Linked DNA regions of Homo sapiens: all the other regions are linked to region 1. A link is a contact called in ENCODE Hi-C or POLR2A ChIA-PET data. All regions are on one chromosome and are shown on one strand. The core of a region is the stretch at or near the end of the contact, and the rest is flanking DNA. Distances in the headings are between cores, read along the strand shown.

Region 1 (3,753 bases), core at 323-2,822:
CATGGAACCAAGGGTAAGAAATGCTGCTGGGCTTCCTCTCCCCTCTCCCTCTTATGAGCTGTGTGGTCTCACATTTCTGCTCCTCTCTCTGTCTAATTATTGTCTATATTTTTTCTCAAAATGACCCTTTCTTCTTTGCATTTACTTGACCTGACTGTAGCTTTAAATCATTCTAGGTGCATGTTCACATTCTGACCCAGCTCTCTGGATCTCCATTCAGAATTGTGGAAGGGGATCTGATGCTTGGGCTAGGTGTCCACTCTTGGTTCAGTTAGCTGTGGCTAAACAGATGGGTATAACTGCCCTGCTCACTGACTACTCGATAGGAATTCTTGATGCAGACTCTCTGAGAAAGGGCACTTGGGATGAGTAGAGGATGAGAGGGATTAATTCATGGAGAAAATGATTTGGGCGCCTTACGTTAGGTTGTTCTTGCATTGCTATAAAGGAATACCTGAGGCTGGGCAGTTTATAAGAAAAGAGGTTTAATTGGCTCATGGTTCTGCAGGATGTACTGGAAGCATAGCACCAGTATCAGCTCCTGGGGGGGCCTCAGGAAGCTTACAGTCATGACAGAAGGCAAAGGGGCAGCAGACATCTCACATGGCAAGACAGACAGCAAGAGAGGGGGCGGGGAGGGGTCACACACTTTTAAACAGCCAGATCTCCAGAACTCAACTCGCTATCTTGAGGACAGTGCCAAGAGGATGGTGCTAAATCATTCATGAGAAATCTGCCCCATGAGCAAATCACCTCCCGCCAGGTCCCACCTCCAACACTGGGGATCACAATTTAACATGAGATTTAAAGGGGAAAACATCCAAACTGTATCACACCTGTAATACAGCAGTGAACATTTTCCCTTGTATATATTGCTAGAATGCCCCTAAATATTAAAAGCAGATTTGTGGCTGGGCGCGGTGGCTCACACCTGTAATCCCAGCACTTTTGGAGGCTAAGACGGGCTGATCACGAGGTCAGGAGAGTGAGACCATCCTGGCCAACATGGTGAAACCCTATCTCTACTAAAAATACAAAAATTAGCTGGGTGTAGTGGTGCGTGCCTGTAGTCCCAGCTACTCAGGAGGCTGAGGCAGGAAAATTGCTTGAACCCAGGAGGCGGACGTTGCAGTGAGCTGAGATCTTACCACTGCACCCTAGCCTGGGTGACAGAGTGAGACTCCATCTCAAAAAAAAAAAAAAAAAAAAAAAAAGAGCAGGAGCAGGTTTGTGTGAATAGGGTTATACTAACATTAATACTCAAACACTGAGGCACAGAAAGGTTAAAACAATAGTCTAAAGTGACCGTGTTATGTAGTAGAGTCAGGATTAAAGCCTAGCACTCTGGCCCCAGAGCCTGTTATCTTAAGCATCTTGGACCAGGTGTGCAGGCAAGAATAAAAACAGGAAGAAGGGTTTGGTCCAGAGAAGGAGCCTATGAAGCAGGGAGGACTTGTGACCTGCTGTGGTTTGAATATACCCCCCAGATTTCATGTGTTGGAAACTTAATCCCCAACACAACAATGTTGAGAGATGGGAGCTTTAAGAACTGATTAAGTCATTAGCCCTAATTAGCCCTTATGGATGGATTAATGTTATTATTGAGGAAGTGGGCTTGTTATTGCAAGAGTAGATTTGTTATAAAGGGGAATTCAGCCTTCTCTTGCTGTCTCTTGTTTTTTTGCACTCTCTTCCCCTTTTGCTTTCCACCACAGGATGATGCAGCAGGAAGGCCCTCACCAGATTCAGGCCACTCACTCAACCTTGCACTTCCTAGCCTACAGACCTGTCAGAAATAAATTTCTTTTCTTTATAAATTACCACATATGTAATATTTTGTTACAGCAGCACACAATGGACTAAGACACCACCTCTCACTTATAACTTTCATATATACATACATATGTACATGCCCTTGTGTGTGCATGCACACACATACACCCACAGACACAATCTGAGCTTTTAATGATATTAAACACCTTCTCTCAAGTATTCTGGGCATCCCTTAAGGGTTCTTACTTGTGCCTGTGGGTCCAGGTTACTCTTATTTTGTCCTCTGTCATGCCAATTAGTGCCCCTTCTCTGGTTCCAGCTTTCTGCATGGGCCTCTGTCCCCAGTTATGCCCAGATCCCTCCTGATTCATCCAGGCCACCACTGCCATCAGCCCCTCCATGGAATGGGGAAGGAAAATGCTTTTTCTTCTGTGTTGCACTTAATTGGGGCAGGATGAACTGCAGTGGATCACATGGTCATAAGGCATTGCAGGGTTTGGTGGAACAGCTCTTTCCATTGTTACATAGGCTCCTTTCTCTCCAGGATCACACATGCCGCCCAGACAGCTAGATTTAACAAAGGCTTTAAGCATAGGTCACCACCTGAAACTCTCTCTTTGTGACCTGCCAGGACTTGTTGCTGATTTCCTCTGCTTGGTGAATTTTCTTTTCGGTTCCTTTCTTCACTGTGGTTTCCATTGCATCTTTGACTCCTACTCGATCATGAATATCTGAGATGTCCGAACCATAGTACTGGCTATTGTTCAAGCTTTTATTCCAATGAAGCTCCTAGTTTCCATGTAAACTAGTGATCGCAAATTGATACTTGATGTGTGTGTGTGCCAGCATGTGTGTGTGCATGTGTGTGTATGCATATGTGTGTGTGTGTGAGAATGCTATTACTAGTGCCACAAGATGGACCTGTACATGTCAATTCAGGCTTCAGAAATATATAACTTGCCAGATAGTGTCTTGGAGATGATTAGGACCTCTAGTTTCTTTATAGTTGGTGAGCAAATCTTTCATACACACCACAGTCCTTTACTGTCCCAAGATTCTTTAGGTCCAGCATTCTTAACCTGGATTTGTGGACCCCAAGTGGGTCCATAAGTGAATACTAGGGAGTCTGTGAGAAATTGCCTGCAAAATGTTATATGCACATGAACTTGTTAGGGGAGATGATCTATAACCTTAATTAGAGGCACAAAGCATCTGGATCCCCAAAAGTTTGAGAGCCAGACATTCAGACTGGCCTTGGCATGTGGGAAGCACTGGATGTGACCTAATCCAGAAAGGTGAAGGGAATAAGGAAACCAACACGCACTGAATGGCTGCTATGAGCCAATGTCCTGACCTGGGTTCTTTATGTGTTTTCTCATTTCATTTTCAAAACTGTTCCGTGTAGCAGTTATGACTCCCATATTCCAGAGGAGAAATGGAAGCTGAGAGGGGTTGAAGGAAGGTCCACAAGGCCACACAGCTGCTAAGTCAGGCAAACATGATTTACACATCTAGGCTTTTGGCCTCTAAATAACTGTGCACTTTCTGTGACATCATGCTGACCCCCGAGAAAAACAAGAAATACCAATTTCCATAGATTTCATAAGCACATTGGTAAATACTGCATTCTATTTTTTCTACAGCCCATACTATATACTAATAGCATGTATTAAATTATATTGCTCACAAAACAAAGTTTTGATCAGATATCCATGGTGTTGCTTTTTTAAAAACACACTTTCGCTATTGCTCATCATGCTTTCTGTCATAATGATATGGTTGTTATTAATAAATACAAGACACTATGTACCTGTAACTCCTTACTCTATCTTAAAGACATAAATAGGGCAGTGTAATGGTTATCAGGGATTTCCTCTCTTTGGCTAATAGGTGGGGTGGTGCAGGAGGCTGAGAAAGTCTTACTCTGTTGGGGTAGGAGGCGGAGACAGGACTCGATTCCAGAGACGGGGCTCAGACACC
Region 2 (4,064 bases), core at 776-3,275, 800 kb after region 1:
CTCCTTTTAATCTCCTTTACATTATCCCATTTATGAAGGCAGTCTTCATGACTTAATCACTTCCCCCAAAGTCTCCACCTCCATGCTATGACATTGAGGATTAAGTTTCAGCCTATGATTTTGGAAAGCATACCAACATTCAGACCATAGAACCAGCCAATGAGATTGTGGGCTATTCTTCCACCATACTCAATGGGCAAAGACATGGAGTAGGGCAGAGAGCTGGATTTAACCAGGGTTGGAGTTTGGCCAAGTGAGTTTAAAGTACAATTAAAAGGACAAGGGAGTTTGGGATCTATTCAAGAGGGTGACTATGATGGACCATCCAATTTCAGTTGGATAAGGAAGTTGAGGACAGCAAGTCACAGTCACAGTCTGAGCCAATTCTCAGTGGCCAGGGCTATAGAAGGACACAGGCCATAAGAAGATAAGGAGGAACCTTGCACTGCTGGCCTCTGACAGTGAGTAGAACCCAATCTCTCTCTAAGCCAGTGACCCAATTTCCTCTGTCTTAAACAGCTCATAGTACAGCTGGCTCTTTCTCATTCTTCAGGCTGCTGTGAAATCTTCCCTGACTTCCCCAGCATAGGACACAGATCCTCCCTGCTGTTCTTAATAACACACTTTTTTTTTTATTTCTTTCAGGGCTTCTCACCATCTGGTTATTTTATTGATTTGTTTACATGTTTATTGTCTGTTTTTCCCACCAGAATGCAAGCTCCACAAGGCCAGGAATCTTTCCTGTCCAATTCACCACAGCAGCCTCAACCTGGCAGACAGTTCAGCATACAGTAAATATTCAAGAAATATTCATTTAACAAATTAGTTGATATTCTGGGTTGCTTGAAATGCTAAGCACTATACTAAGATTTTTATACACATTTTCTCATTTACCTCTCATCAGTCAAATATTTACTAGGGAAAAGCTGAAGCTTAATGAAGTTATATAATTTGCCAAAGGTCACAGAGCAAAGCCAAAATTTGAAACCCAGTCTTTCTGATTCTGAAATCCCTCTTCTCACCTTTGCAACTTTCATAAACAAATATTTTGTAAACCAAGCAACCATGCCTTATGCTAAGGTTTATACAAGAAAGCCAAAGAAAAAAGGAGGAAGGAGGAGATGCAAGAAAAGTGGCTGTGGCCCTAATTTTTGTTACGGCTATGGCATCTGTTCATGTGCAGACATTCTATAGAGTTCCAAATTAAATCTGCTTTCTGATTCTGGGTTCAAAGTTGGGTTTGGTTTGTTTGTTTGTTTGTTTTTGAGATGGAGTCTCGCTCTGTTGCCCAGGCTAGAGTGCAGTGGCGCCATCTCAGCTCACTGCAACCTCTCCCTCCTGGGTTCAAGCAATTCTGTTTTGTAATCCCAGCACTTTGGGAGGCCGAGGTGGGTGGATCATTTGAGGTCAGGAGTTCGAGACCAGCCTGGCCCACATGGTGAAACCCACCTCCACTAAAAATACAAAAATTAGCCAGGCGTGGTAACCTGCGCCTGTAGTCCCAGCTACTCAGGAGGCTGAAGCAGGAGAATCGCTTGAACCCAGCAGGTGGAGGTTGCAGTGAGCCAAGGTTGCACCACCGTACTCCAGCCTGGATGACAGAGTGACACTCTGTCTCAAACCAAAAAAAAAAAAAAAAAAAAAAAAAATTAAAGAAGGAAAAGATGCAAGATCTTTGTTTAAGAGCCACTACGTTTCCTCCTTATATCTTCTTCTTCTTTTCTTCTTGCTTTGTCAACTTCCTTTCAACACACTGCCTCCTTTCTCCTGAAGTATTTGTTTGGCATCTCCCAAAGTATAAAAGAGTCAAACTTAAAAAGGATACTAGCGGGTATGAAAGCAACAAAACAGAATATACAAAAATCTTGATCACCCATAAAGATCTAGGATATCAGAGAAATGTGTATACATGTGATCAGGAGATAGTGAGTTCAGGAGTAAAGGAGAACAAAACCAAATGATAATGACTCACATGTAAAAGAAAGGGAAGGTTGTGAAATTGTTTGCTACATTAGTACATGGGACAAAAATGTGATTGAAATTGTGTCATTCTTCTAATAACATGAATGTCACAAGTAAAACTAAAACTAGCAAGAGAATGTGAATAAAAGGCCCAGCTTGAAATCTCAAGCTTTCAGAAATAATGTTTTTCTATTTGCATCTCTTAGTACTGCTACAGAAAATGACTCATACATAGAAGGTCCAGAAAGGAACTAAATTACAGTGCTTTAAAACAAAACAATTACCCTGTCGTACTCTCAGTTGTCTTTAAATGAGCAAAAAGAAAGCTGAGATAGAAACCTCCTTATTCACAGCCTACACAGAAGCTCGTATGAAGGCAAATGGCTATTTTTGCCTCGGGGTGTGCCAGAATCAGGGTGAAAACTTGAACCATTTGCATTCTTTCAGGTTCAGTTTGAGGAGTAGCCAGACCTGTCATCCCTGGGAGGTCGGATCAGGGACCTAGCGTGCTTTGTCCTCTTACCACCCACTGCATGAATTGCAGTGACAGGCTTGAAGGCCACCAAGTGTGTCACTCCTTGTAAGACTGGGAAGGGCTGGAAAGAGTGTAAGGGTATCATTCCTTACCACATAGTCTCCCCACTCTTATTTGTCTATAGGAGTAAAGCTAAGTGCCTATGATACTCCTGCTTGGTGCCTGGAGCTGAGGTGTTCTCCTAAGGTAAAGGGTGATCCTGGAGAAGGGGCTTTCCATTCTCCATGCACAGATGGACCTGTCCATCACTCACACCCTCCAGAATCCACAGTGAGCAAAGGCAATTTCTCCAAAATTATATCTATTTTATTTTACTTTCTTTTTTTTTTTTTTTGCATTTTTGCATGTTACAGGAAAATAAATGTGTTTTAATTTTTTTATCTTAAGACCTAATCACTTTTATTTCATATCCAGGGAGAAAAGACAAAATATTTTAAAATTGGCAACCGGGCATGGTGGCTCATGTCTGTACTCCCAGCACTTTGGGAGGCCGAGATGGGCGGATCACTTGAGGTCAGGAATTCAAGACCAGCCTGGCCAACATGGCAAAACCCCATCTCTACTGAAAATACAAAAAAGAAAAAAAAATTAGCCACCTTGGATGTGGGCATCTGTAATCTCCGCTACTCAGGAGGCTAAGGCAGGAGAATCACTTGAACCCGGGAAGTGGATGTTGCAGTGAGCTGAGATTGTGCCACCGTACCCCAGCCTGGGTGACAGAGCAAGATTCCATCTCAAAAAAATAAAATAAAATAATAAAATTAAAAATTGGCATTTGGGATAACAAGGAAGCTCCATTCTGAAATAGATTCCAATTAGATCAAAGATTGAAATGCTAAAAGGAAATTGCAAGGCACTAGAGGAAAACACGGAAAGAACCCCCATTAAATATTGTAGACTGACCATATGCTTTCATCTTCTCTCCCTGTCGTAGGCTAAATAATGGCTCCCAAAGATGTGTCTACATCCTAATCTCCAGAATCTGTGAATGTTACTTTATGTGGCAAGTACGTGGCAGATGTAATTAAGTCAAGGATCTTTGGATGGTTATCCTGAATTATCTGGGTGGGCCCTAAATACAATCACAAGTGTCCTTATAGGAGAGAGGCTGAAGGAGATTTGGTACCAACAGAAGAGGAGGAGGAAATTGTGATCATGCAGAAACTGGAGTGATGGAGTCACAAGCCAAGGAATGCCAGCAGCCACCAGAAGCCGAAAGAGGCCCTGCCAACACCTTGATTTAGGCCTAATGAAACTGAGTTTAGATTTCTGGACCCCAGAACTGTGAAAGAATAAATTTCTGTTGTGTTAAGCCCCTAATTTTGTGGTAATGTGTCACAGCAGCCCTTGGAACCTAATACACTCCCCAAGCCATCACAATGACGGTTAAGGGAAGTAAAACGATAAAATTCATAAAGATAAAGAGAATAACAGAAAAGGATTTCAATAAGTGTTTGGAAGATGGAAAAGGAAAGAATGAGAAGCAACTTACTTATCAGAGTAGAGAAAATTACCTGAGAGCCTGGAGAAAGGGAAGTGAATAAGACAGAGTCAGTTCTCCCCAGAG
Region 3 (3,856 bases), core at 1,158-3,657, 980 kb after region 1:
CACACCCCTGCACTCCAGCCTGGGTGGCAGAGCGCGACCCTGTCTCAAAAATAAAATAAGCCATGAACAAGATAGAACTGACTGGTTTCCACATGAATAGGACCCCTACAGCCTTGGGACCAGACTGTACCCAAATTACTAATCAACCCCAAAGCCTGGCACAGTCTGGTGTATTTAGAGTCATGGGCCTTTTTTCTCAACCTTCAGACCTTTCTCTGAGGCTCTGAGCTGATTTTAGCTGAGGAGGCCAGAGTAAACCCAATCTGCAGGTCCTCCCTCCTGGATTCCTGAGTTGGGAAGGGGCCTGAGGTGGGTCAGACGGAGCTGGTGTAAATAAGGTGAACTCATTCCCTAAGCACACACGCCCTGTGGCTGCTCAACAATTTCTCTTGGGATTCACGTCACTAAGGTGTATGTGACTGTGACATGAAAGAGAGAGTGTTTATACCGTCATCTTATATCCACATCATAATTCTGGATCAGAACATTGCAAAATCTATATGTGAGACTCCTTTTGAGGCCAAAAGTAATTCTAACCAGGCTGAGGTCAGAGTGTAGAGTTTGTGGACGCACCTTTATTTTGATACAATCTGTACATCATTACATTTCCTCACTGGCATTCCATTCCCCTTCATCACTCAACCATCAACTAACCATGACTAAATGTTAACTTACAAAATGTGCAAAGACATTCAGGGTCATGCCTTTTCAACTGAATGTTGATAATACGAGTGTTCAAGTTGAGTTTTCTTCTTTCTTGCCTGACTTTCCTATTCACTTTCTGTGTCTTCATGCAGGCCCCTGGCTACTGACTTATGGGAAGCTTTAGGATAAGGACATACCTGGTGTTCTGAATGTGTATATCCCCCAAAGTCTGCAATCTCAGCTGGAACTGGATGGACCAGTATTCCATTACCCAGGGCCCTGGCTCATGGTTCTCTCCTCTTCTCAGTTTACTGTTGGATTTCCCTTTCTTGCTATTCTCTTTCTCTCCAGACCCCTCTCAATTGCCTTTCCTAAAGACAGACCTTAGCAAGATGGGCCAGGACTTGGGACTTCGCACAGCACCCTGCAGTCCCAAGCCAGCATCTACTGCACCCCATCTTCAGGACTCTATCCCCCAAACATGCTGGAAGGCATCAGCTTATGAGAACCCACTTTTTTCTGCATGACTAGCTTGTAAGGAAGAATCTATGGACAGGATTTCCAAGAATTTCCCACTTTTTCAAAAAATGTATGTGACTTATATTTGGCTTCAATCCAAGAGCAAACTCAGTGGTGAACAGCTCCATTTCTGTGCACATGTTGGTGGAATCTGCAGAAATCGATGCAACATTTCTTTCCTGTCTGGGCTGTTTGTATAATTGTATATAAATGTAGCAATAAATATATTCTAACATCAGCCTGAGCCTTACTGCGCACTTGATTCTGCATCCTGGTGGTAGGCGGTGAATATTGCTTGCCTGCCCCATCTCAGGTTCCCATCTTCTCTGATTTCAGTTACTTCGGACCTGGCCAGTGTTTGGAGAAAGAGGGTTGAGGAGAGTTCAGTGGCAGAGCTGGGATGTGAAGCAGCATTATTAATTCATAAGATGGCACTAGTCCTGGCACTTTGAGGTGTTTTGAATGTCCAAGGACCGAAGCTTAGAGGATTGGGTGACAGTTTGTGACATGAGTCAGCTGCATTAACAGTCACTCTGGCTGGGCACGGTGGCTCACGTCTGTAATCCCAGCACTTTGGGAGGCTGAGGTGGATGGGTCACGAGGTCAAGAGAGCGAGACCATCCTGGCCAACTTGGTGAAACCCCCCTGGGCATGGTGGTGTGTGCCTGTAATCCCAGCTACTCGGGAGGCTGAGGCAGGAGAATCGCTTGAACCCGGGAGGTGGAGGTTGCAGTGAGCTGAGATCGCACCACTGCGCTCCAGCCTGGACGACAAAGCGAGATCCTGTCTCAAACAAAACAAAACAAAACAAAACAAAACAAAAAACAACCAAAAAAGTCACTCTTACAGCCTTCAAGAGCATGTTGTGCTGTGATTATTTGACAGGTATCTGCTGGGCACGAAGTTACCCCTTAAAGATTTTCTGAAAAACCCCACAAAATATGCCAACATGACATAGGATTTTCCATCTGTCACTGATGTTTTTCAAGGATATTAAGTCTAGTTATTTTAGAGACAACCTCCTCCTACAGGGGACACTAGGCAGATACAATATTGTTTGTCTAATATCAAGGAATATTTATTCCCAAAGTGGTCTCTTGTAATTTATGTGAAATCTTTGGTTATCAGGCACTTTTATAACTTAAAGGATAACCACATAGTTGTGGTTTCTTATCAAATTATGGTTTCTCAGTCCTCTCCTTGATTATAAGTGGAAGTTGGCATAAAATCATTCAGTCATAAGACCTGGGAATGCAAGAAACGAAAAGTTGTAATATCCGGCTGGGTGCAGTGACTCACCCCTGTAATCCCAGCACTTTGGGAGGCTGAGGTGGGCGGATCAGTTGAGGTCAGGAGTTCCAGACCAGCCTGGCCAACATGGCAAAACCCCGTCTCTACTAAAAATACATAAATTAGCTGGGTGTGGTGGCAGGTGCCTGTAGTCCCAGCTGCTCGGGAGACCGAGGCAGGAGAATCGCTTGAACCCGGAAGGCGGAGGTTACTGTGTGTCAGGATTGCGCCACTGCACTCCAGCCTATTGTTACCCTATGGCAGGGGCAAACAGCTCTTGCAAGATTACTTTTTGTGTATTAAAAAATACAGCCTGGAAGAGAATTGAGGAAATCATCTGTCAAGCTCTTTAAAACATTGAACAAGTAACTCTGAAGAGTTGTGCCACATCTGTTCTTACTCTCACCTTTTAATAGATATATCAGGGAACCTGAGGCTCCAGGTCAAAAGATAAAGAGGGCACAGCGTGGGCCGCTGCCTTCAACAGCTAATTCCTGTGCAATGCACTGGGCAAAAACCTTTTCTACATATGGGTTTTTCTAGCCAGGACTGGTGATATGAAGGGACGTTATTATAAAATGTATGGGACAAATTACCAATTGCTTCGGTTTATAATGCAGTAAGAGAGAATCCCAATTAGAGATAATGCTGTATAATCAAAAGTTTGGTTAATGAAGCTGTGAAGGATTGAGAGTTTTCAGCCTGTGGGTGTTAAAACCTGGGCATTTGCTGCGGCTCTGCCACTAATTAGTAGTTGGAATTTGGACACATCACTCCAACTCTCAGGGCCTCCGATTCCTCTGCTGTAAAATGAGGTGTTTGGACTAAATGATTTCTAAGGTTCTTTTTGTTCTTAGAGTGTCTTCTTTGGAAGAGGGAAAGGAGTAGCATAATTTTCATGTTAAAGAGGAAGGTCATTAGATGGCAAAAATGTGCAGTTGAGAGGAGAAAATAGTTTATTCTATTTTGTTTTGTAATTTCAAGATTTATTTTAGATGTAGGGTGTACATGTGTAGGTTTGTTACATGAATTTATTGCATGATGCTGAGGTTTGGGGTATGAATGATCCTGTCACCCGGGTAGTGAGCATACTACCCAATGGGTGGTTTTTCAACCCCTGCCCCCAACCCTCTCTCCCGTCTCTAGTGGTCCCCAGTGTCTGTTGTTCCCATCTTAATGTCCACGTGTACTCAATGTTTAGCTCCCACTTATAAGTGAAAATATGTGGTATTTGGTTTTCTGTTCCTATGTTAATTTGCTTAGGATAATGGCCTCCAGCTGCATTCATGTTGCTGTAAAGGACATGATCTCATTCTTTTTTATGGCTGCATAGTATTCCATGGTGTATATGTACCATATTTTCTTTATCCAGTCCACTGTTGATGGGCACCTAGGTTGATTC

Evidence for each region. Hi-C counts contacts between places; a loop is a spot of excess contacts on that map. ChIA-PET counts read pairs that join two places held with the same protein, here RNA polymerase II (POLR2A). Pooled maps may share reads with other maps.
Region 2: a loop to region 1 is called in a pooled map, with 4 times the contacts of the local background. The contact joins two enhancer-like sites. A Hi-C loop is called at or near these places in 2 of 37 single-sample maps with no recorded cell type and 3 of 50 pooled maps.
Region 3: a pooled map shows a loop between it and region 1 (4-fold over the local background). The contact joins two enhancer-like sites. A Hi-C loop is called at or near these places in 1 of 37 single-sample maps with no recorded cell type and 2 of 50 pooled maps. POLR2A ChIA-PET finds 5 or more read pairs at or near these places in 2 of 52 experiments (A673 and B cell).

The regions. Positions count from the first base shown.
Region 1 is chr11:111,175,435-111,179,187 of GRCh38, reverse strand. No RefSeq gene overlaps it. Among named protein-coding and RNA genes, the nearest start is that of POU2AF2, 68 kb to the left of the region's middle. RefSeq lists an enhancer at 1,216-1,285. Within about 2 kb of position 1,572, at least 4 of the 41 ENCODE cell types and tissues checked have a DNase peak (open chromatin) inside an H3K27ac peak, as active enhancers do.
Region 2 is chr11:110,371,537-110,375,600 of GRCh38, reverse strand. The region is part of intron 2 of LINC02732 (long intergenic non-protein coding RNA 2732); the gene reads right to left. LOC107984385 (a long non-coding RNA gene) reads left to right here. Exons shown (of 2, transcript XR_007062885.1): 2 at 3,432-3,817. Among named protein-coding and RNA genes, the nearest start is that of LINC02732, 18 kb to the right of the region's middle. Within about 2 kb of position 2,025, at least 3 of the 41 ENCODE cell types and tissues checked have a DNase peak (open chromatin) inside an H3K27ac peak, as active enhancers do.
Region 3 is chr11:110,193,107-110,196,962 of GRCh38, reverse strand. It overlaps a transcript of RDX not described here. Among named protein-coding and RNA genes, the nearest start is that of RDX, 100 kb to the left of the region's middle. Within about 2 kb of position 2,407, at least 6 of the 41 ENCODE cell types and tissues checked have a DNase peak (open chromatin) inside an H3K27ac peak, as active enhancers do.